Linked DNA regions of Mus musculus: all the other regions are linked to region 1. A link is a loop called in an ENCODE intact Hi-C map of the cell type or tissue named here. Cell type or tissue: gastrocnemius. All regions are shown on one strand.

Region 1 (8,000 bases):
CTTGAACTCATGGCAGTCTTCCTGCCTCCCAAGTGTTGAGATTAGAATGGCACATACCACCAGACCTGGCTTTCTGTCTGTTTGTTCTTTATTTCCTCCTTTTTTTTTTTTTTTTTTGTCTGCTTGAAGCAGGGTCTCACATAGCTTAATCTGATCTCAAGTTCACTACATGGCCCAGGCTGGCCTTGAACTCCTGATCCTCCTGCCTCTGTCTCTTCTTCTCAAGTCCTGGAACTCCAGGTCCACACGTCCCCAGGCTTGTCTTCTATTCCCTCTCTGCATATCTGCTTTTCTGACTTTGTATCTCTCTGCTCTGGTCCTTTCCAGTGTGTCACTATCTTTCTCCTTGTCTCTTCCCCACAGGCTGCCCGTCATTCTCATGTGGCCGTGGCCTGGGCTGGCTTGCTGGTGCTGATGGGTGGTGAGCTGGCCAATGGCTTGCTAACCAATGATGTGTGGGCCTTTAGCCCCCTGGGTGGAGGCCACTGGGAGCTCCTGGCACCACCTGCTTCCAGTTCTTCTGGGCCCCCGGGGCTGGCAGGCCATGCAGCTGCTCTGGTGGATGACATCTGGCTTTATGTGTCCGGTGGCCGCACTCAGCATGACCTCTTTTCTTCTGGCCTCTTCCGGTTCCGCCTGGACCACACCAGCAGGGGCTATTGGGAGCAGGTGATCCCGGCAGGTGGGCGGCCCCCTGCTGCCACTGGGCACTCTATGGTGTTCCATGCCCCATCTCGTACTCTGCTGGTCCATGGTGGACACCGGCCTTCCACTGCCCGGTGAGTAACACGTCCTGTACTCCTGTTCCTTGGCCACAGCAGCCCTAGAAGTCTTTGCTCATTGACAGACTCCTGGTTTCAGGTGGTTACCTCTGCCATGGACCATTTGTTTATCTAAGTCTTCACTTTGTCTAATATTTATCTATTCCCTCACCCGAGGAGCCTAGCGCTCTCTGATCCCTTACTGGGGCTCTGACTAGTCACTTCCCCCACACTTCCACCGTCCTCCAGCTCTTGCCAGATTATGCAAGATGCCAGACCCTGCTCAGACCTGGTTCCTGCCCACAGTGAATGTCTAGTCAGGATGGGATATAGACATGGTCATGGCCGGTCTCAATCCTGGGTGAAGCTAGGGGAGAGAAGGAAGGCCCTCCTCGCCCTGGGCCCCTGGCCTGTCTCTTCCCTGTAGGTTTTCTGTGCGGGTGAATTCCACTGAGCTCTTCCACGTGGAACGGCGTGTGTGGACCACGCTGAAGGGCCGGGATGGGCTCCAGGGTCCACGGGAGAGAGCCTTCCACACTGCCAGTGTTCTAGGAAACTACATGGTGGTCTATGGTGAGGTGATTTCCCTAGATCCTGTCTGAATTCCAGGGGCCTGAGCCCACCCTGAGCTGAAACTGAGCCTGGACAACCCTACCTCCCCCAAGGCTTGCCTGAGCCCACCCAGAGATGAGACTCAGCCTGGGTCTCCTCCCTCTCCTGAGGCTTGCCAGCGGTGCCCTTTCCTCTTTTCCCAGGGGGCAATGTGCATACGCATTACCAGGAGGAAAAGTGTTACGAAGATGGCATCTTCTTCTACCACCTTGGCTGCCACCAGTGGGTGTCAGGGGCTGAGCTTGCCCCGCCAGGAACCCCTGAGGGTGAGTCTCCTCTGTTTTCCTGAGGGCTTTTGAAGATCTCTGAGTTTTAGCAGGAGATGCCTCAGTCATTACCTTGGTGGGCCAGGCATCCTGTTGGAATGACCTCTGGAGACAAGCCTCGGTGAGGACAAGGTGGGGGACCAGCAAGCAGATGTAGGGCACTGAACATGGGTTTTACTTTTTATTTTTAAATGCACATGTGTGTGAATGTGTGTGTGCGTGTGTGCATGTGTGCAGCGTGCACATGTGGGAGCCAGAGGACAACCTCAGGTATTAGCCTCAGGAATACTGTCCACCCTCTCTGAGTCAGGGCCTCTCACCAGCTAGGCTAGTCTGGCTGGCCAGTGAACCCAACGCTTCCCCTGGCCCCACGTCTCCAGTGCTGGGATTGCCTGGCATTCCTCTGACAGTGCTAGGTATGGAACTCCAGCCCTAATGCTGTGAGGTAAGCACTTTATCAACAGAGCCACCTTTGCAGCCCCAGAACCTTGGTTCTGTTGGAAGCTTGCCAGTTTGCAGCTGCCCTAAGAAGCAGTGACTTCATGGCATAGTGACAAGAGGTAGAACCAAGGGCTGGAGAGATGGCTCTGTGGTTAAGAGCACGGGCTGCTCTTCCAGAGGTCCTGAGTTCAATTCCCAGCAACCACCTGGTGGCTCACAACCATCTGAAATGGAGAGTCTCCTCCTTTGGCCTCTGCATGCGTACACGTGGCTGTATACAGCATATACCATACACCACACACATACAATAGTAAAGTAAATGAGAAAAGACTGCAATTTTTTTGACAGGCATGGTATACACACTATGTTCCCAAGACTATAAGCAGAAGCAGGATATAGAGTCTGCATCTAGACAGGACTATATGCAATGACTCTGTCTCAAAGCCCAACAAAAGGGCAGGAGCATGGCTTAGTGGTCAAGCCCTTGCTTATAATCTACCAGAGAGGGGCTGGGGGCGTGGCTCACTGGTGGCACTTGCCTGGCATGTGTAAGGCCTTGGACTAGATCTTTAGCATTGCAAAAATACATGCGTACATACACATGTACAAATTTCCAATTTCTTGGGCTAAGACCCATGTGCTTACAAAGTATAGGGGTCAGTAGGAAGTCAGAGAAGCCATGATTCACTTTTTATAACCAGAAAGGGGGGTTTCTTGGTTTGCTTTTAGTGAAAGTACCAGGCTGGGTTGGATCTAAGTACTTGGTATGGACAGCCTTGGCTACTTCTTTCCCCAGTTCCCATCTGGGCCCCTCCTACTTGTTTGTCACTTTCTGTTTGTCTTATTTTGTGTGTGCCTGTGCATGTAGGCCCAAGCCAGAGTGTGTGTGCCTGTGCACATGGGCCCAAGCCAGAGTGTGTGTGTCTGTGCACATGGGTACAAGCCAGAGTATGTGTGTCTGTGCACATGGGTACAAGCCAGAGTATGTGTGTCTGTGCACATGGGTACAAGCCAGAGTATGTGTGTCTGTGCACATGGGTACAAGCCAGAGTGTGTGTGTGCCTGTGCTCATGGGCCAAAGCCAGTGTGTGTGCTGTCTGTGCACATGGGTACAAGCCAGAGTATGTGTGCCTGTGCACATGGGTACAAGCCAGAGTATGTGTGTCTGTGCACATGGGTACAAGCCAGAGTGTGTGTGTGCCTGTGCACATGGGCCCAAGCCAGAGTGTGTGTGTGTGCCTGTGCACATGGGTACAAGCCAGAGTGTGTGTGTGCCTGTGCACATGGGCCCAAGCCAGAGTGTGTGTGTGCCTGTGCACAGGGGCCCAAGCCAGAGTGTGTGTGCCTGTGCACATGGACCCAAGCCAGAGAGTGTGTGTCTGTGCACATGGGCCCAAGCCAGAGTGTGTGTGCCTGTGCACATGGACCCAAGCCAGAGAGTGTGTGCCTGTGCACATGGGCCCAAGCCAGAGTGTGTGTGTGCCTGTGCACATGGACCCAAGCCAGAGAGTGTGTGTCTGTGCACATGGACCCAAGCCAGAGAGTGTGTGTCTGTGCACATGGGTACAAGCCAGAGAGTGTGGAGAGCCCAACAACCTGCAGGAGTCAGTTCTCTCCTTCTACCATGTGGATTCCAGGGATTGACCTTGGGCTGTCAGACTTGGTGGCAGGTGCTTTTGTATGACGGACCAGCTCGCTGGCCTATTGCTTACCTTTTATAGATGTCACCAACTACTGTTGAATCGTATCTACTCACTTCACATTCTCAGAGGGCCTGAATTTGAGACCAGCCTGTGGTTATAGATTGAGGTCCTCTCTCTCGCTCCTTTCCCCTCTCCTTAGCCCCCTTCCTCCCTCCCCTCCCACCTCTCTCTGGGATGGTTCAGTTTAAAGCAAAGAAACCAAGACTTGGCAAAGTTGAGTCTCCTGCCCAAAACCATACAGCAGCTCATAACTGATATATGATTTGAATCTGTGTCTGTCACAAAGATCATTTTGAGCAGGGGCACTGGGCCTCTGAGAGAATTGAGAAAATAACGCAAGCGCAGAGCCAGGCAGGCCAGTAGGATTTCCTTGGCTAGGTAGGAGCTAAAGCAGCAATAAGCCGGCTAGACTGGGGCAAGGGCAGGAGCCAGGAGGGCAGGAGCTGGGGAATGTCTGATGCTGTGACTGTCTTCTAGGTCGAGCGGCGCCTCCTAGTGGCCGTTACTCACATGTGGCAGCTGTTCTTGGTGGCAGTGTCCTGCTGGTGGCTGGGGGATATAGTGGCCGGCCTCGTGGGGACTTGATGGCCTACAAGGTGCCCCCCTTCGTGTTTCAGGCACCTGCCCTAGATGTGAGCATTGGGGTGATGGGGAGGGAGTGACTGTGGGTGGAGGCAGCAGTCTCTGCAAATGAGGGGTGCTTGGAGAGAAGTGGGCAGAGTACGAGGTTCTCCAGGCCTGAGGGAGGAGTGGGGTGGGGTTAACTGGAGCAGTCATGGGGAGCCAGCCTTGGCAGATACTCCAGGTCTTGAGAGCAGTGTCCTCTCCTGTGTTCCGTGTCTCTGCAGTACCACCTGGACTATTGTTCCATGTACACAGACCACAGTGTCTGCTCCCGAGACCCGGAATGCAGCTGGTGTCAGGGCGCTTGCCAAGCTGCGCCCCCTCCTGGGACTCCCTCAGGAGCTGTGAGTGGCTACCCCAGGCCATTCATCCATCCACTAGCACAGAGACCTGCCTTTAACTCCCCCTGCCTAAGTGGTCAGCTACCCAAGATCCTCATTCCTGCCTCCTGACTGTCCCCAACCCAGAGCCTGTACCTCTCCTAGCACCCGAGTTTAGGACCCTGTCCCTGCATCCCCGAACCCTTGTTCTTGAGTTCCTGTAGACCAACCCTGCTGTTTCCTGATGGCCACTAGGCTGCCTCTCCCCAGACCGTGTAGCCACAGCTCTTGTTGGATCTCCTGAGGCTCAGAGGACAGTGTATATTGTCTCTTCCTTACAGTGTCCAGCGGCCAGCTGCCTGGGCCTAGGCCGCCTGCTAAGTGACTGCCAAGCATGCCTGGCCTTCAGCAGCCCCACAGCTCCTCCCCGGGGACCTGGCGCCCTAGGTTGGTGTGTGCACAATGAGAGCTGCCTTCCTCGGCCTGGTGAGTGTCGAGCAGCCATGGGGGAGGGGCTCAGAATACCTCATACTGACCCTCCAGTCTCCCATACCCCTGTCCTCTCAGAGCAGGCCCGCTGCCGAGGGGAGCAGATCTCAGGCACCGTGGGCTGGTGGGGGCCAGCACCCGTCTTCGTCACTTCCCTGGAGGCTTGTGTCACCCAGAGCTTCCTCCCTGGCCTGCACCTGCTCACCTTCCAGCAGCCACCCAACGCCTCTCAGCCTGACAAGGTGGGGGCCAGATGGACCTGGGGATGGAGTGGACACTTAGAGACCTAGGGTTGCTTCTTTTCAAATGAGTCTTTCTTGGGGACAGTACTGGGATGGAACCCGGGGCTTTTGTGCATGTTTGTTCTCCCTGCCCCGAAGCCGAGCCGCACCCTAGCCCTCACTGGGAGTCTTCAGGCACGCTCAACTGCTGAGTTTTCTAACAGGGTTCTTTTACTTACTTTGAGACAGAGGTCTCCTAAGGTTGCCCATGCTTGTCTAGAACCCAGTCTATTCGAAACAGACCTCACAGTTATCTTTCTCCCTGGCCTCCCCGTGTAGGCAAAATGGTAATCCCATGCCATGAGGCCCTACAAAAGAATTTTTTTAAAATCTTGGTGAAATAACACATAAAATCAAAAGGTTGTAGAACAAGCTGGGCATAGTGGCACACACCTTTAATCACAACCCTTGGCAGTCAGAGGCAGGTGGATCTCTGTGAGTTTGAGGCCAGCCTGGTCTACACAGTGGGTTCCAAGACACCCAGAGCTATATAGACAAACCTTTTCTCAAAACAAAACAAAGTAGGACAATATTTTTGCCATTTCTAAATCAAGTCTAGATTTATTTACCAATTGCCCCCATCTTCCTCTTCCCTGAACTTGGCCACGGATTTTGCAGCTGTGGGCATTTGATGGCGTCAGGACATCTGCCTACGATGTCCAGCTTCTTTGACTTAGTACAGTGTCTTCAGGGCTTCTTCGTGCTGTGCATTTGGAAATAGACTTCAAGCTGGATGTGGTAGAACACCTCTGTGATCCCAGCGCTCGGGACGCTAGGGCAGGAGAGGAGACTCTTGAAATCCAAGTTACCCTGTACCAGAGTGAGACTCCGTCTCAGAAACAAAACAAAAAGTCCAAAGAGCTTCATTGCACCACGGTGGAGAAGGCATGGCGGCTGGAGTGTAAGGCAGCCAGGAAGCAGAGAGGTGAATCCTGGTGCTCAGCTTGCTTTCCTGGCTTTATGCTGGTACCACTCACATTTCCACCTCGGCTCACTCAGTCGAGTGATTCCCTCACATACCTGCTCATACGTATCTTGTCAGGTGGACAGTCAAGTTCATGGGCACAGTAAACTTGGCAACCCTCCTGCCTCCTCCTCCCCCTGGCCCCTTCAGTACTGGTATTGACGGCATGTGTACCATGCCTAGTCTACTCTTTCTCCATATATCCAAGCATGCTTCTGGGTGACAGAATGTAGGAAGCGCTTTTGCTGGTATTGTTTTTGAGACTGGTGCTGATAGCCTAGGCTCAAGTGATCCTCTCTTGTCTGCCTCCTGGGTAACTGATACTGTGCCCCTCTTGTCTCTCTGAAACAAATTTTCTCAGAGTCGAGGCAGGCCTCGAACTTGCTATGCAGCCGAGACTGGCCCTAAATTCCTGATGTGCCTCTTTTCTTTTCTTTTCTTTTCTTTTCTTTTCTTTTCTTTTCTTTTCTTTCCTTTCCTTTCCTTTCCTTTCCTTTCCTTTCCTTTCCTTTCCTTTCCTTTCCTTTCCTTTCCTTTCCTTTTCCTTCCTTCCTTCCTTCCTTCCTTCCTTCCTTTCTTTCTTTCTTTCTTTCTTTCTTTCTTTCTTTCTTTCTTTCTTTCTTTCTTTCTTTCTTTCTTTCTTTTTCGAGACAGGGTTTCTCTGTGTAGCCCTGGCTGTCCTGGAACTCACTCTGTAGACCAGGCTGGCCTCGAACTCAGAAATCCACCTGCCTCTGCCTCCCAAGTGCTGGGATTAAAGGCGTGTGCCACCACGCCCGGCTGACGTGTCTTTTTCTATCTCCTGAGTTACAAGCCTCTGCGCCTGTACCATCCTGCCCTTCTTATTTTGAACAGTTATATAACACTTCATTTACGCTTAAATGTTATACTGCTGCGCATTTATTTAGATACTTATTTTTGGAGATAAGGTTTGGCAGTGTAGCCCAGGCTGGCCTCAACCCTTGCATAAACTTCCCAAGTGTTAGGTTCTTATTTTGAAACAGGGTCTCCCAAGGGTCAGCAAATCTCGGTCCCGTAAGTTACACAAATAGTGTCCAGTGAGGAATCCTCAGGCTGGTCTGTTTGTTACTCCAGAGTCACACTCTGGCAAGCAAGTCAGTCTTGTGCTGTGTGGTCATTGGGAATCATGGTCCTAGCTTTGGAAGGGCATGCTGGGAAAGAAGGGAGCTGCGGACAAAGATGCCAAAGGCTCCAGTCTTCAAGCTTGAAAGACATTAAGACGTTGTTGGTTGCTTTTTTTTTTTTTTTTTGTAGTCCTACCTGTCCTGGAACTCCTCTTATAGATAGACCAGGCTGGCCTCGAACTCACAGCTAACTGCCTCCTTCTCACATGCCAGTGTTAAGGGAGTGTGCTACCATACCTGGCTAGTTTTGAAGCATTTACATGTATTATTACTGTGTGTGTACGTGTAGGTCAGAGGACAGCACTGTGGAACTGACTGACTTCTTCTGGTTGTGGAGGCTCTGGGTCTGCACTCAGGTCTCCAGGCCCACGTGGCAAGCTCCTTTGCCCCTGAG
Region 2 (8,000 bases), 260 kb before region 1:
CATGCTTGAGGGCCAGGAGAGGCCGGTCAATGAAGGGGCTAGCGAGGACAGAGCAACTGGCAGCCCTGGTGAGACCAAGAAGGGAGGCAGACGAGGTGGCGAGATGAGGTGGGAGGAGAGGATGGAGAGAAGCAGGTGGAACGGGAAGGCGGAGGAGGGTGGGGTGTCCCGGGGCCCGCCGGCTCTCGGTGGGAGGGCCTGGCCGCACACTCTGGTCCCCTGTGAGCGGCAGCCGCTGGCGGCTCCGTGTCCCCAGCCGGGCCTGCCTCCTTGCTGCCGGCCGCTACTACCGCTGCCGCCACTGCTCCTTCTCCCCTCCTAGGCCGCCGCCTGCCCGCCCGCCCGCGCTGAGTCCTGGAGCGCGGGGGGGTGGGGTGGTGGTGGTGGTGGTGGTGGTGGTGATGGTGGTGGTGGTGGTGGTGGAGGGGAGAGATGAAGGGAGGGAGGCAGGGAGGAGGGCGGGCAGGAGGGAGGGAGGCAGGCAGGCAGGGAGCAAGGAGGGAGGGAAGCAGAGGAGGGGGAGATCGTATTGGTCGGGCTGGGGGGCCCTGCGAGGAGAATGCTGATGAGAAGAGCGAGCTGCATTGGATGAAGGGCCAACCCCCGGGGCCACCCCCTCCAACCACACCATGCCACCGCCCTGCCCAGGCAGCCCAGGATTCTGGAGCCCATGGAGCTGAGAGGCATTGGTGGGGAGAACTGAGGGAAGGGCCTAGAGATGGGGAGAGAGGACTACAGAGATGGAGAAAAATGCAGGGAAAGAGACAGCCAGCCATCAAGACCCAAGAGAGGTGGGCCAAGGCCCACAAACTCCACAAGGCCAAGGAAAGCCAGCCATGGAAAAGCAAGCCACCTGAGGACAAGAGAACAGCATATAGGACACAGAGGTGTTTGAAGGTGGCAGAGGCCAGAGACAGAAAGACTCCTCAGAATAGGGAGCCATACACAGAAGGAGCAACCAGGAAGCATACACGGGGCCCAGTAAGCTAGGAGAGGTCTCCTGATGGAGACAGCCCCATGGGTACAGGAGACCCACAGAGACAGTCACGTGGCTCATAGACATGAGAGGACCACTGAGGCAGGCATGGCAAGCTGGGAGACATAGAACTGGGAAGCCTCTGGAAACGGGCTCAAGATGTTGAGGGGAGGAAGGGATTCTCCATTGTGCACAGAGAACTCCTGGGGACCCGTGGAGATGAGTGGGAAGCCAGAAGAGGCCCTCATCTTTTAGTCACCTGAGCAGTGAGGCAGTGGGAGGGGGTGACAAGATGGCAGAGCTGAGAGAAGCACCCTTTCTTAAGGAATACTGCCGTCTCCCTGAGAAAGCCCAGAAGGGCAGGGGGATGGAACAGAAAATCCACACAGATCTTCAAGTGGGGGTGGGTGGTGCAGGGCTGGGTGTGTGTGTTGGGGGGTGAAATTTGGGGGGAAGGAACATGACAGTTGGCGCTGAAGGCTGAGCCCGTGACTCACCACCACCCCCATGCTCGTGATGGGGAGGAGACACTGACACTCTCACGTGCAGCCCCCAGCACATGTGACCACATGCCTCGCACACACAGTTGGCACGTGGCAACTCAGAGTATTGCAGGTCTGGCTTGGTGAGCTCTGACTTCGTGGGACATGCCCAACAACATGTGACATAATATATCTGACCCTGTAGGACCACCAAACTTGTCCATGCCTCTTTATCCTTCTAGGGTTAACATCCACAGTCTCCTTAACACCCACATTCCGTTCTAGCCAAGCCTGAGGCCAGTACTTCATGCCTGCCTCTCCGTATCTTTGCTGATCCAGGGATGGTATTATCCACCCTCTCTAAACATAATCTGTCCCAAAAGGTCCAGTCCAGTGCTACCACAGCACAGTGTCTGACCCGAACAGGTTTCCTCTGCAGAGAAAGGACGTAGGCAGCCCAAATTAAGTTGGGATGCCCGAGCGGTTTTAGAGAGAGGAGCCTGAGAAGCTAAGCTGGGACCTCAAGAGGGAAAAGGGGGCCTCAGCAGGAACAAAACACTACCTGCAGGCCCAGAGCCTGCCAAGAGCTCAGTCTGGTCTGCACTTGGGCTCCTACACAGGCGATTTCACCCCAAGGGCAAATCCAAACTACACTAGCAAACAGCTAGGCCCAAACCTTAGGGCTCACTACCTCCTACCTTAATCTTTTACTTTAAAAATCTGCTGTCTTCCCCTTCCCCCTTTCCCTTCCCCCATCCTTTGCTTTGCTCTTCCTGAAGTCAACCATTCACCCTTTGATCCCAAACAATCCACCCACCGGGGAACTGAGTATAGACCTAGGGAACCATCTCTTGGGGTGGAATGATGGCTTTCTTCTCTCCCCGTGGGAACCTGGACACATGACTTCTCCCGGCCTGTTTCTTAGCACCTCATGGTAACTGTCTCTGAGAGGACTGGTAGAATTAAATAATGAATGAAAAGCACTGGGCAGAATTTCCATTGTCACCTAACACACTTGGATGTCAGTTACCACTAGGCACCTCAAGATACTAATCAGATACTAAAAGTAAGTCCTCGAGCCATGTGTAGTGATGCATGCCATTAATCCCAGCAGGCAGACAGAAGCAGGGGGATCTCTTGAGACCAGCCTGGACTACATACGAGTTTCAGGGTTACATAGAGATGCTGTCTCAACAATTATTTTCTTTTTTGGGGGGGGGGTGTCAGACAGGGTTTCTCTGTGTAGCCCTGGCTGTCCTGGAACTCACTCTGTAGACCAGGCTGGCCTTTAACTCAGAAATCCACCTGCTTCTGCCAAGTGCTGGAAAGGTGTGTGCCACCACTGCCCAACAAAAATTAATTTCTATATAGCAGTATTTACTTAGTGTCTCGAAAACCCGGGACAAAGACTAGCATCCCTTTTCAGAGATAAAAACAAAAACAAAAGCCGGGTATGGTGGCGCACACCTTTAATCCCAGCACTCGGGAGGCAGAGGCAGGTGGATTTCTGAGTTCAAGGCCAGCCTGTTTTACAAAGTGAATTCCAGGACAGCCAGAGCTATACAGAGAAACCCTGTCTCGAAGAACTAAAAAAAACCAAAACAACAACAACAACAACAAAAAAAACTAAACCTGAGACAGAGTGGAGTTGTTTTGCCCAAAGTCACAGCTAAGAAGTACCAGGGCCAGGATAAGCAGCCTAGTTAGAACATGTAGGTATACTTGCTAGGGAGTCCAGTAAGAAGACATCCAGCTAGACATCCAAAGGAGGGCACACACATGGTGACAACTGGAGACTCAGACCTACCTGTGGTTCTGTGTTCAAACCCCTCCTAGTTTTTCTGAGCTTCAGTTGGGGAAACGGGGGACAGTTTGACCAACCAGATGCACCTCTGATAACTCCCTTAACCTTGGCTTCAAGAGGGAGCTTCCTGAAAACTGTGGTGTACTTGTGTGGAGTCCAAATATGGATACTGGATCTCTTCAGTCACTCGCTACCATATTACATTCAGGTGTGTGTGTGTATGTTCATGTATGCACACTCTGGTATATGCAGAAGTCAGAGAACAACTTACAAGAGTCAGTTCTCTCCTTTCACCCTGTGGATCCCAGAATCAAAACTCCAGATCAGGCTTAGCATGTGGCTTTACGCGCTGAACCATCTCCCTGGCTGGCCTGGAACTTCATGTTTTCCCAGGAAATTCTTCCCATGCCTAGGGGTCCTTAACTGTAACTGTGTGGAAGGGCAGTCACCTGGAAAGATACCTTTAATGCTCAAAACAGGAGAGGCCGAGTCAGGCGGATCTCTGTGAGGCCAGCCTGTTCACAAAGCCAGACCATGCCTCAAACAAAAACAAGAACAACTGACTCGATCCACTACAAATCCCATAAACTTCCTTCTTCAGGTCTTCCACCCCACACCCTCAGCTTCTTCCAAGGGACCTTACTAACGGGGCTTTTCCTTTCTCCTTCCATTTCTCACTTCCTGTCACGTACCTCTTCCTCTAAACTCCCTCTCCTGACATCTTGTTTCCATTCTACTCTTCCTCGATTTCCCCGTTCATCCTCTTAATAGGAAAAAAAAGTCTTAAGCCTTGTTTTGTTCCTTTTGCCCTGTGTGACTGCTGCTGCTTGGTTTCCTCTCCCATTCACGCCGAGTGGTGTCTCTTTTTTTTTTTTTTTTTTTTTTTGCCACTGGCCCTCAGGGATCCTTGACTGTAACCCGCCGGCCTCCAGGGCTTTGCGTGTCTCTACAGCCTACACTGCCCGAATCCCCTACGCCTAGCTTGTCAGGCGCCCCCAAGATGGCGCCTCCAGCTTCGTCCCGCCTCCCGACGTCATCGCGCCCTCTCCGCTCAGCGCTCCCCTTTCGAGCTATCAAAGGCGGAATCCGAGAAGAGGTGGAAGAGGAAGAACCTCCAGGGAGGATTAAAGAGGCGGGTAGTATCCACCTGGAGGCCGACCAGCGAGGGAACATTGCTAAAGGATTGGCTGGGCGCTGCGCGATCCCACCCCTCCGCTCTATTGGTCGAGGCTTCAGGAAACCTGAGCATCGATTGGTCTAATGACAGGGGCAGACAGCCGATGATTGGGCGAATTGTGCAGTTCTTCGCAGCGGCCCAGGCGGAAGGTGGGAGGAGCGTTGTTGAGGGCGGCCTGGGGTGAGAGCGAGGCTGCGGAGCAGGCGAGACGACGGGCGCTAGAGAGGACGCGGCGCTAGAGTGGCGGTGCAAAGGGACCTGAAGCCCGTAGCCCGGCCTGGGGCCGGCGAGACGGCCGAGGCGGGTGAGTCCCCGCCGGAGCGCAGAGGTCCGGCCCCACCCGGCGGCTTGCCTGCGTCATTCGGCCTGCACGATGAAGGCCTGAAGGATCGCGTCCCGGGTGCGGAGAGCGGAGCGGCCGTTGGGCGCGCGGGCCGGGCGGGGGCTGTGCCGGGACGGCGGGTGGGATGGGGGACTGGAGTTGAGTGCGGGGCTGAGTGAGGAGGGGCAGGGCTCGGGCTGCAGGCCGGGGGCCGACCTTGGCGGGAAGGGGAGGTCCCAGAGCTGCCTCGCCGGAGGGCTCTCTGGTTGCATGGGGTATCGGGGCCACGGGTGGGTGCGCTGGGATGGGGATCAGAATCGAAAGGGGACGGTTAGAGGACTCATGGATGCCGGGGTGGGGAGCTGGCCCGAGAAAGGAGGTAATTAACGCAGGGAGGAAAATCGATTTCTGCCTGGAAAGAGCTGAGGCAGAGAAGAGGTTTTTGAGGTATCTTTAGAGCGAAGGGAGGGATCAGGTGTGGAAAACGGAGTAATGCTGACAAGGAAGACCGATAAACGCATGAAAGTGGGGCTTGGAAAGTATTGACAGAGGTCTTTATTTATTCTTACGGGTTTCAATAGGTTGAGCTAGAGGGGAGGGATTGTTTTGTTTTAGATACAGGTAAGTAGGCCAAAGGGAATATTCGAGCAATCTTGGGTGTAGTTGGAGAGACAGAGATGTGTGCTACAGAGAGCAGTCTAGGAATTTTGGGGATGTACCATATTGATAACTCTGGGGGATTTGGGTATCCCCATAGTTGTTTGCTGGTGAGAAGGTTTAAGTATGAAGAGGACCTCTTTTTGCAGGGTTTGAGTACAGATGGAGTTTCTAAGTGACAGACATTGGAAACCCTGAGTGAGATAGGTGAAAGGTTAAGCAATTGTGAAGGATGGGCCAGCTATTCCTGGCCAAGATTACAAAAAAGGAGAAATTCAGTCAGTATGAAATAGGGATCTGAAAATCCCTGGAGTGCGTTAGGATGAATTTGGGTCTTTTCTCAGAGGGGAAAAAAAAGGTTTAGGTTATACTCAGTAGCGGGGTTCTCAGCTGAGTTCATTAAGGTTGGCCTGGACCCTTATGCAAAAAAGGGTAGTGTTGGTTGGGGAGGAGGCACATAGGCATTCCTCGATGAGTTAGAGTTAAGTCAGTGTGAATAGCTGACAGTGTGCTGGGGCAGTAGCACAGCACACTTGGTCTTGGTGGAGAGAAAGGGTGATTGAAAACTCTAGGGGTGTGTCAGAAAGGTGAGACGCATCTGGCTGTGACGGATTAGACTTTGGTGGAGATGGACCTTCCGGGTAAAGGGTAATCCTGTGGTGGGCCTTTTTCCCTTTTGGTTTCTCCATGTAGCCCAGCCTGTCCCAGAACTAACTATGTAGATCAGCCTGGCTGTGAATTCCTAGCAATCTGCCTGACTCTGCCTTAGAGGGCTGGAATTAAAAGCATGAACTGCCCAGCTGAGAAGATCTTGATATGATTAGTTTAAACTTGTTTTAAAGAGTCTGAGTATCAGGAAGTGGTTAAGGTGGGAAAGTATGGAGATGGGTTCAGCCAGTGAGAGAAAATTTGGTAGCCGGGTAACTTGATGTGAGGAACCTGGGCATTGGTGGTTAGCAGAGGTTGGGTGGCAAGACCACCAGTGCCACCAGTTGGCTTGGACACCAGCTTGAGTGGTCTGAGTGTGAAAAGAAGTTTGTGAGCCTGCCAGAAGGCAGAGTCTATGTAGGAGTGCAGCTTGGAGGGACAGGCCATGAGAGTGTTTGAGGATTCTGCAAGTAGCTTGGCAAAGGAATACTGTCCCATGCAGTGGTAAGGAGTCAAAGGACAGTCTGCATTGGAAGGAGACAGGTTCCTGTTTGATGGACAGGGCTTTGGGAACCAGTTTGGAGGTATGGGAAATAGAGAGGATTGAGGTCATAGGAGCTGGTGTTCAATGCAAGCTAAATGAGCTGGGAGCTTTGGGAGAAAGTCCCTGGGACAAGACCATTGGAGAAATTCGTGTTGGCTGTTCCTATGTTCAGGCAAGGAGGATTATTAGGGAGGGCATTGGAGCGGGAAAATGTAATGAAGAAGTTGGATGGAATAAAATACCCCGGAGGATTGACTTGTCGCTGCCTTCCCTCCTCTCAGCCCAGGGCCTTGCTGCTGCCATGACTGAGGAGAGTGAAGAGACGGTCCTGTACATTGAGCACCGCTATGTCTGCTCTGAGTGCAACCAGCTCTATGGATCCTTGGAGGAGGTGCTTGTGCACCAGAACTCCCACGTGCCCCAGCAGCACTTTGAGCTGGTGGGCGTGGCTGACCCTGGAGTCACAGTGGCCACAGAGGCTGCTTCAGGCACAGGCCTATATCAGACCCTCATCCAAGAGAGCCAGTACCAGTGTCTTGAGTGTGGGCAACTGCTCCTGTCCCCCAGCCAGCTCCTGGAGCACCAGGAGCTACACCTGAAGATGATGGCACCGCAGGAGGCAGTGCCAGCCAAGCCACCACCCAAGGTGCCCCCCTTGGGCTCCAGCGCCATCCACTATGAGTGTGTGGACTGTAAGGCTCTGTTCGCCAGCCAAGAGATGTGGCTTAGCCATCGCCAGACGCATCTCAGAGCCACGCCCAACAAGGCTCCTGCTCCTGTCGTCTTGGGGTCCCCAGTTGTTTTGGGCCCTCCTGTGGGCCAGGCTCGAGTGGCTGTGGAACATTCATACCGAAAAGCAGAAGAGGGTGGGGAGGGGGCGGCCGTTCCGTCTGTGGCCGCCACCACCGAGATGGTGACAGAAGTGGAGCTGCTCCTCTACAAGTGCTCCGAGTGCTCCCAGCTCTTCCAGATGCCCGCTGACTTCCTGGAGCACCAGGCCACCCACTTCCCTGCTCCTGTCCCGGAGGCTGCGGAGCCTGCCACACAGCAGGAAACCCAGGTCCCCTCACCCACTGAGGCAGCAGTGTCTCAGCCCGAACCCCTGCCAGCCTCTGATCACAGTTATGAGCTGCGGAATGAGCTGCGAAATGGGGAGGCCATTGGGCGAGACCGCAGGGGACGGAAGCCAAGGAGGAACAACAGTGGAGAGTCAGGTGGGGCGGCCACCCAGGAACTATTTTGCTCTGCCTGTGACCAGCTCTTTCTCTCACCCCACCAGCTACAGCAGCACCTTCGGAGTCACCGGGAGGGTGTTTTTAAGTGTCCCCTGTGCAGTCGTGTCTTCCCTAGCCCTTCTAGTCTGGACCAGCACCTTGGTGACCATAGCAGT
Region 3 (8,000 bases), 69 kb after region 1:
GGCTTGGGGATGATTGCTGTGGTGCAGGGAAGGCGAATGGGGTGAGAAATTTCTGAAGCAGAGCGGATTGTTGGATTCCCTGTTCCTGCTGGAATTCAGCTTCTTGCTGGGCAGTGGGCTCATTTGGGAGACTTTGTTTCTGTGGGGTACCAGATTCCTGCAGCATCTTTGATCCTGGGTGGTCTGTGAGGGTTGTTTCTGGCCCAGGATCTGGCTTAATTATAGGTCTCTCCTGTGTCTCAGGTTTCCATTCTGGCCTAGATACTGAGGGAGAACTTGGGTCCATAGTTGTTATTTCCCCTGGGAAAGAAATTGGTCTCCTAGGCTTCATCCTTCTGCTCCCTACCCTTCAGGCTTCCTTCCCTCTTCACAGATCGTTCATGATGGCACATCCCTTTGGGCTCTAATCTTTTGTCCTGGCATTCCTGATCTTCCTTTATAGCTGATCTGTGAGTTTATCACTGCTGGTCCCCACTTCTTGCCAGGTGATCTCTCTGTGTCTCTTTGGGAGAGGGATTAGGACTAGGAAGAGGCTCATGTGCCCAGTACTGTCTTACAAGAAGGGAGGGGCTTGTTCTCTTGTGTCATAAATAGGGCCCCGCCCCACTCACCACTCAGTTAAAATGACCAGTGACCCTTCTCATAAGGCAAGTATCTTAGTCTTCTGTTTCATCTGGGATGATTCTAGGTGAGCTAGATGAGTGGTCCCTACCCCCAGAGATGGGAAACTCATGTAGCCCAGGCTGGCCTCAAGCTACTACTATTCTTCCTGTCTTCATTTCCCAAATTCTGTGACCACAGGTGTGTACCACTATAGTTCAGTACTTTTCCCCCTCCTGATACCAGAGGAATACTTAAGGAGTCTTTATACTTTTAATCATAGTTTCCTTTTCATTCATTCTTACAACTTGGTTGCCTTTTGAATTGTCTTAGACTGTTGCTCTGATCATTTTATAACTCCTACTAAAAAGGAAACAAAACAAAACAAAGCACATACCATCCTGTTTTTATAGGCTCAAAACCCTTTTGAATGACAGCTCAGATCCTCCATACCATCTTTCTAACCTTGAACTGTGTTTCTTTTTTTTTTTTTTTTTTTTATTTTATTTTATTTATTTATTTATTTCATGTATGTGGGAACACTGTTGCTATCTTCAGATACACCAGAAGAGGGCATCAGATCTCATTACAGATGGTTGTGAGCCACCATGTGGTTGCTGGGAATTGAACTCAGGACCTCTGGAAGAGCAGTCAGTGCTCTTAACCGCTGAGCCATCTCTCCAGCCCTTGAACTGTGTTTCTGCATTTATATCTCTTGTACTACATGAGAAACTCACAGAATGCAGTGATAATGGTGGGGATGATGATGATGGTGGTGGTGGTGGTGGTGATGATGATAATAGGAATCATAAACACTGAAGGTTGTCTAGATGCTAAGAAACCACAATTTCACCAGGCAGTGGTGGCACACGCCTTTAATCCCAGCACTTGGGAGGCAGACGCAGGCAGATTTCCGAGTTCGAGGCCAGCCTGGTCTACAGAGTGAGTTCCAGGACAGCCAGGACTACACAGAGAAACCCTGTCTTGAAAAACCAAGGGAAAAAAAAAAAGAAAGAAAGCACAATTTCTAACCCTTTGTTGTTTCTAAGCAGGCAGTGTCTGATTCAGTGCTTTACCTGCCTTTGATACCCACATAGACCGTGCACCTCCAAACGAGTGAAAGAGTAGAGAAGGGCAAGGAGGGAGAAGTACATGGGAAGGGTTTCAAATGAACAGGGCTAAGGGTGACACAGGAACTGAATGTCAGTAGTCAGACCCCATCTGATCGATATAACTGATACTCACTTTACATACACACATATACACACACGTATGCACTATGTATTTAATTATTTTCATTGCAAGTTTTCTGATTGCAATGTGAGGCCAACAGGAGGCCGAGGTGTCCTGCATTCTTGTAGGGTAAACAGAAGGCATAAGACAAGAGTGGCAAGTGCAGCCGGCACTAGGGGCACAGTCATAGATACACTGTGAGGCAGTGCCTTCAGAGAGCACTGGGGTGCTCTTGGTGAGGATGGGGGTGGGGAGAATAAGAACCGTGCTAGGGCTGGTCACCTCCTTTCCACTGAGAGAGTCTAACTAGAGGAGCAGAGTCTCAGTACTATAAGGGCAGCGCAAAGCTTGCCAGGTGACATCGTTTGAGAAATTGCTGGCAGGCTCTGGAGGGTCTTTGCGACTTCCTGTGGTGCTTTTGGTGTCCTAGGGCACAAATAAAAGGAGGAGCTATCATTAAAAACTTAAAAATACTTTATATTATTTTTATTGTGTGTGCCACTTGTGTGAGAATGCATGAGGAGGTCAGAATAGAGTTTCAGATCCCTTGGAGCTTGAATTTTAGGTATTGGGAACCATCTGACATCCTCTGATTTTATTTTATTTTATTTTATTTTGAGACAGGGTCTCTCTGTGTAGCTCTGGCTGTCCTTGAACTCATTCTGTAGACCAGGCTAGCCTCAAACTTAAGAGATCTGCTTGTCTCTGCCTCCCATTGCAGAGATTTCAGGGACTAAAGGAGTGTGCCAACACTGTCTGGCTACCTTGGTCCACTGAAAGAGCAGTAAGTGCTCTTAACTGTTGAGCTGTTTCTCCAGCTCCTTTAAAAACATTTTAAAATGTAATTTTTATGTAAACTGTAAAAATTATGAGATGCAGCTGATAGTGATAGCTCATGCCTGCAGTCTCAGCACTCAGAAGGCAGAAAATATTTTAAGTTTGGGGTCCACTTAGACTAGAAAGCGAATTCCAAGTCAGCTCAGGCTAGAATGAAAATCCATCTTAGAAAGCCAAACAAGACAGGAATGATGGCACACCTTTAATGCCAGTGGTTGGGAGACAGAGGCAAGTAGGTCTGTATGAGTTCCAGGACAGCCTGGTCTACAAAGTAAGTTCCGGGACAAACAGGGCTACATAGAAGACCCTGTCTTGAAAAATCAAACCAAAAAAAAAAAAAGAAAAGAAAAGAAAAGAATCAAAAAGCCAAACAAGGGGAGAAGAGATGGCTCATCAGGTAAAATCACTTGCCAAACCTTATAACCTGAGTTCATTCCCAGAGTCTGATATAACAGGAGGAGAGAACTGATTCCCACTTTGTTCTCTGACCTCCATACATGTGATGCTACATGTAAACATACACACACACACACACACACACACTAAATGAAATATAGTAATTTAAAATCTCTGATGGTTTATTTGTGTGTTTGTGTGCATGCGCATGTGTACATGGGGTTGCGTGCATGTGGTAGTACTGTGAAAGTCAGAGGGTAACTCGCAGGAGTCTGTTCTCTTCTTCTGTCATGTGGGTCCCAGGGATTGAACCCAGGCTGTCATATTTGGCTACAAGCACCTTTACCTTCTGAGCCACCTTTCAGGCCTCTGACTTAAGTTTTGCGTAATAACATTTTAAAACAGACTGTAGAGCTAAAGAGCTAGCTCAGTGGTTAAGAACAGGAGTTGCCCTTTTAGAAGTTCCAAATTCAAACCACATGGTGGTTCAAAGCCATCTGTAAGTCCTGAACCAGGAAATCTGATTCCTTTGGATCTCTCAAGGTCCTGTGTGTGTCGTGTACTTAAGTGAAAACAAACAATAAAACTAACTGGCAGATGAAGGAAAAACCAAAATCTTGTTCCACACTGATGCTGGTATCACCTTTAGACATTAGTGAATGTCACAGGTCACAGCTGCCCTGTCTTTTACTATAGTAAATGCTGCTGTTTGAGAATTTAGGAATTTGATTAACCCTTTTTAGTTCCAGAATAAGTCAATCCTGATGTTTTTGCTCTTTCAGTTTTCCCGACAAGCTGACATTGAGTAGAAAGAGGCTAGTTGATGCAGCCTTACCTCCACCCCTAGTGACCTCATAGGGCTGAGTGCGGTTAAGCAAGGCCATCCTTGAAACTTACTGTTTTTTTTCTCCCTGCCCTTGACGTGATCACAGGGACACTGCTTCCTTGGTGGCCCCAGCACTGCTGTGGCTTTTCTCTTTGGGGCTTGCAGGAACCAATCTGTAACAAGAGGCTGCTGCTTAGAGTTCAGGAAGATTGGTTTGTTTGAGGACAGGGACTCCGGGCAGGGCTTCTGAGCCTCTGGTGCCTCTTTCATAAAGACCGAGGAAAAGATCAACAGAGAGCAACAGAGACTTCAAGCTGTGTGAACCCCAGGATTTCTAGATTGGTTTTGTGACTTTGGGGCAGGGATTTGCTTTAGAAGGGCGCATTGGGATGTCCCTGTGGAGACCAAAGAATGAAAAGCTAAGGTCCAGGTGTCTTTAGTGCTGCATTTCTTCTGCTTCCGTCCTTTCTATAAGGAACATCAGGCTAAGACTGGGATCTAAGAAACCAGGAAAAAGTAAAACCCTTTGAGAAGGTAGTGCTGGAAATTTGGGGTGTGTGTGTGTGGGGGGGCAGCTTGTGATTGGGTTAGTGCTTGTGTAGACTTGGTAGGCATCTGCTCCTGTCTGACTCACAGAGAAAGCAGGCATTAGTGCAGCTTCTGGTGGGAAGCTGAGGTTAGCTCAGATAACATCTGTACTGCTCTCAGAGGGGCTCAAGGGAGATGAAGCTTAAGGATCATGGTGGCACCAACCCTGAGGGCAAGGCTGAATTACTGACCTTTGCATTCACATTCTTGGCCACCTTCCAAGAGCCACCTCCTAGGAGCCAGGTGTTGGTCCCCGTGGCTTCTGGCGACCCCTGTTGGAGGGAAACACATCTACAGTTACTTTCAGATGCTGTGAAGGGAAAGCTCTTTGCCCCTATCTTCCAACATTGTGCTGCCTGCAGATAACCACAATCTCTGTGTCTGAGTGTGTCTGTCTGTCCCCCCCTTCCACTGCTGGGCTCTATGGTACTCCAGAAGAGGAATATTGTAAATGGATAAAGAACTGAGACTTAAAATCTAGTCTAAAAGCTGGAGAGATGGCCCAGTGGTTAAAAGCACTTGCTGCTCTTGCAGAGAGAACCCAGACTGGATTCCCAGCAGCACCTGCATGGTGGCTTGCAGTCATCTCTAAGTCTAGATCCAGGGTATCTAGTGCTCTCTTCTTACCTCCAGAGGCACTCATATACAAAGCAAAAATAAATAAATTTTAAAGAAAAAAATCAGGCCTGGTGACAAGCTTAACTGAGAAAGTGAAGAAAATGGCTTCTGAATATAAGAGAAGACATGATGTGGTTACTGAGACTGCAATCCCTCCCATTAAAACACTGATAACGCAGGTGATTGCAAGGAGCAGATAACTGTAAACCAGACTTCCCATCTGACCTCTAAGTTGCTGTGTTTGAGTCCACAAGTCCAGCTAACTAGTAAGAGGATGGTATTTGTGTTTGTTCCTTTGGGACAGACACATTGCATCCCAAGCATATAGTGTTGATTCTACTACCTCCATCTATTTAAGACGAGGTCTTGTTATACAGCTCAGACTTACATTTAACTCCTGTCCTTAAATGAGCTACCTGAATCTGCTTCCCGGGTACCTGGGATTATTGATGCTCACCACCAAGTTTACCTGTAAATATTTTTTGTGACAACAAAAGATGGTTTCAAGGCTGATGATATATATGGCTTACCAGGGAAAGGCACCAAGGCATCCTTGGGACTCATATGATGGAGACAGAATGTTGATCCCTGATGGTTGTCCACTGACATTCACACATTCCATGTGTGATGGGTACCCACCCACCCGCCCACAAGAAACCCCAAAAATTAATTATAATTAATTAACTTATATTAGTTATAAAATTTGCCATAGGGTTCTATTGCTGCGGTAAAACCCTATGGCCAAAAGCAGCTATGGGAGGAAAGGGCTTATTTCAGCTTACACTTCTTAGGTCACACTCCATCACTTCCTGAGGTAAGTCAGGGTATTGGAACCTAGAGGCAGGAGCTGATGCAGAGATCATGGAGGAGGGATGCTCACTGACTTGCTCAGTTTGTGTTCTTATACATCTCAGGACCTAGGGGGCTGGGCCCTCCCCATCAATCATTAATCAAGAAAATACCCTACAGTCTTTCCTATAGGCCAGTCTTTTTTTTTTTTTTTTAAGATTTATTTATTTTACGTATATGAGTACACTGTAGCTGTCTTCAGACACACCCAGCATATAGAGAGCATTAGATCCCCATTACAGGTGGTTGTGAGCCACCATGTGGTTGCTGGGAATTGAACTCAGGACCTCTGGAAGAACAGTCAGTGCCCTTAACCGATGAGCCATCTCTCTGACCCCACCCCTGTCCCCCCACAGGCCAGTCTTAAGGAGACATTTTCTCAATAGATGTTCCCTCTTTTTAGATGACCCTAGTTTGTATCAAGCTGACAATAAACAAACAATCAGGACAAAATTATAAAAAAATGAAGACGTATAGATTTGAGAATCTCAAGCTAAACCTGAGCTTACATGACATCCCCTCTGATTTTAGTTGGCAATATTTTCTGTTAAAACCAGTAATGACAGACTAGGGATGTGCTTATCTGGCATGTATGATGCTCTGGATTTGATCCATAGCACCATGAAAACAATCAAATATGCCTTTATTCCTTTCTTACTGTGTTTAAACTATTCTTTGTTTGTTTTTCAAGATAGAGTTTTCTGTGTAGCCCTGGCTGACATGGAACTTGCTCTGTAGACCAAATTGGCCTCAAACTCAGAGATCACCTGCCTTTGACTCTTGAGTGCTAGGATTTATGCCACTACCACCTGTGTTCTTTTGTGTGTACATATCTTTAAGGTCTTTTTTTTTGTATGTTCAAATCTAATTTTCTTATTAGACAACATCACAAAAGCCTCATTTTGGGTCCCCATATAGCATGGATTTGCCTTGAACTCCCAATTCCCCAGCTTCCACCTCTACCTGCCTAGCTCTTTTTTTTTTTTTTTTTTTTTAATTGGATGGGAAAGTATCTTGCTATGTAGTCTACACTGCCTTTGGACTTCCAGCAATTTCTCTAACACTGACTCCCCATTGCTGGGATTACAGATGGGTACTAACTATGCTTGAATTATTCTTGTACAATTAACGACTTGAAATCTGTTGTGTACTGAACTCTATCCTCCCACCTTAATGTACTGAAGATCTAACCTCCACTACCTCAGGATGGGCGTATTTGGAGAATAGGGTTCTGAGAATAGTAATTAAGCCAAAATGAGGCTTTTGTGATGTTCTCCAATAAGAAAATTAGATTTGAGCCAGGTGTGGTGGCGCACGCCTTTAATCCCAGCACTTGGGAGGCTGAGGCAGGCGGATTTCTGAGTTCGAGGCCAGCCTGGTCTACAGAGTGAGTTCCAGGACAGCCAGGGCTACACAGAGAAACCCTGTCTCGAAAAACAAAGACAAAAAAAAAAAAAAAAAGCAACAAAAAAAGGAAATTAGATTTGAACATACAAAAAAAAAAAGGACCTTAAAGATATGTACACACAAAAGAACAGTCACGTGACTGATGATACAACAAGATGCTAAAGGAGTATGTCCTCTTAAAACCTCTGTGTTGCTGGGCAGTGGTGGTGCACACCTTTAATCCCAGCACTTGGGAGGCAGAGGCAGGCAGATTCTGAGGTTGAGGCCAGCCTGGTCTACAAAGTGAGTTCCAGGTCAGCCAGGACTACACAGAGAAACCCTGTCTCGAAAAACCAACCAACCAATCAAGCAAACAAACACCCTCTGTGTTGTGGCTGAGAAGACAGAGCAGCAGTTAAGAGCACTTACTGCTCTTGTAGAGGTCCTGAGTTCATAGCAGTTCATAACCTACTGTAACTCCGATTCCAGGGCACCTGACTCTTTTCTGACTTCTCATGTGCATATACATACATTTAGACAAAGAAATCATATACATAAAATAACAACAGATGAGTCTTTTAAAAACAAGCCTTCCTGCTGCATCCTAATCCCTAATATGACAGTGTGAGGAAGTGGGAGCTTTGTGGGGCAGTTAGGTCATGAAAGT

Evidence for each region. Peaks named below come from ENCODE experiments on the same cell type or tissue, not always from the same donor. Only the 100,000 strongest peaks of a DNase experiment are listed, where the experiment ranks them.
Region 2: it touches region 1 in a loop (3-fold over the local background); 3 of 42 quality-filtered maps call a loop at or near these places.
Region 3: it touches region 1 in a loop (2.7-fold over the local background); 4 of 42 quality-filtered maps call a loop at or near these places.

The regions. Positions count from the first base shown.
Region 1 is chr7:25,329,498-25,337,497 of GRCm38, forward strand. Megf8 (multiple EGF-like-domains 8) reads left to right here. Exons shown (of 41, transcript NM_001160400.1): 6 at 364-779; 7 at 1,189-1,334; 8 at 1,517-1,639; 9 at 4,261-4,415; 10 at 4,632-4,751; 11 at 5,069-5,213; 12 at 5,295-5,458. Among named protein-coding and RNA genes, the nearest start is that of Megf8, 16 kb to the left of the region's middle. In gastrocnemius, a CTCF peak has its summit at 4,275 (motif pointing left); DNase peaks (open chromatin) are centred at 648 and 4,265.
Region 2 is chr7:25,072,644-25,080,643 of GRCm38, forward strand. It overlaps Zfp574 (zinc finger protein 574), which reads left to right and starts at 4,164. Exons shown (of 2, transcript NM_175477.5): 1 at 4,164-4,839; 2 at 6,892-8,000. The coding sequence starts at 6,912. It also overlaps a transcript of Grik5 not described here. In gastrocnemius, no CTCF peak of the experiment used is centred here; DNase peaks (open chromatin) are centred at 220, 517 and 4,465; H3K4me3 peaks cover 3,826 bases; H3K27ac peaks cover 3,563 bases.
Region 3 is chr7:25,398,186-25,406,185 of GRCm38, forward strand. Cxcl17 (chemokine (C-X-C motif) ligand 17) reads right to left here. Exons shown (of 4, transcript NM_153576.2): 2 at 4,672-4,752; 3 at 3,964-4,065; 4 at 1,868-2,259. The coding sequence ends at 2,162. The region is part of intron 3 of 4732471J01Rik (RIKEN cDNA 4732471J01 gene); the gene reads left to right. It also overlaps a transcript of Lipe not described here. Among named protein-coding and RNA genes, the nearest start is that of 4732471J01Rik, 7.5 kb to the left of the region's middle. In gastrocnemius, a CTCF peak has its summit at 4,755 (motif pointing left); a DNase peak (open chromatin) is centred at 4,706; H3K27ac peaks cover 453 bases.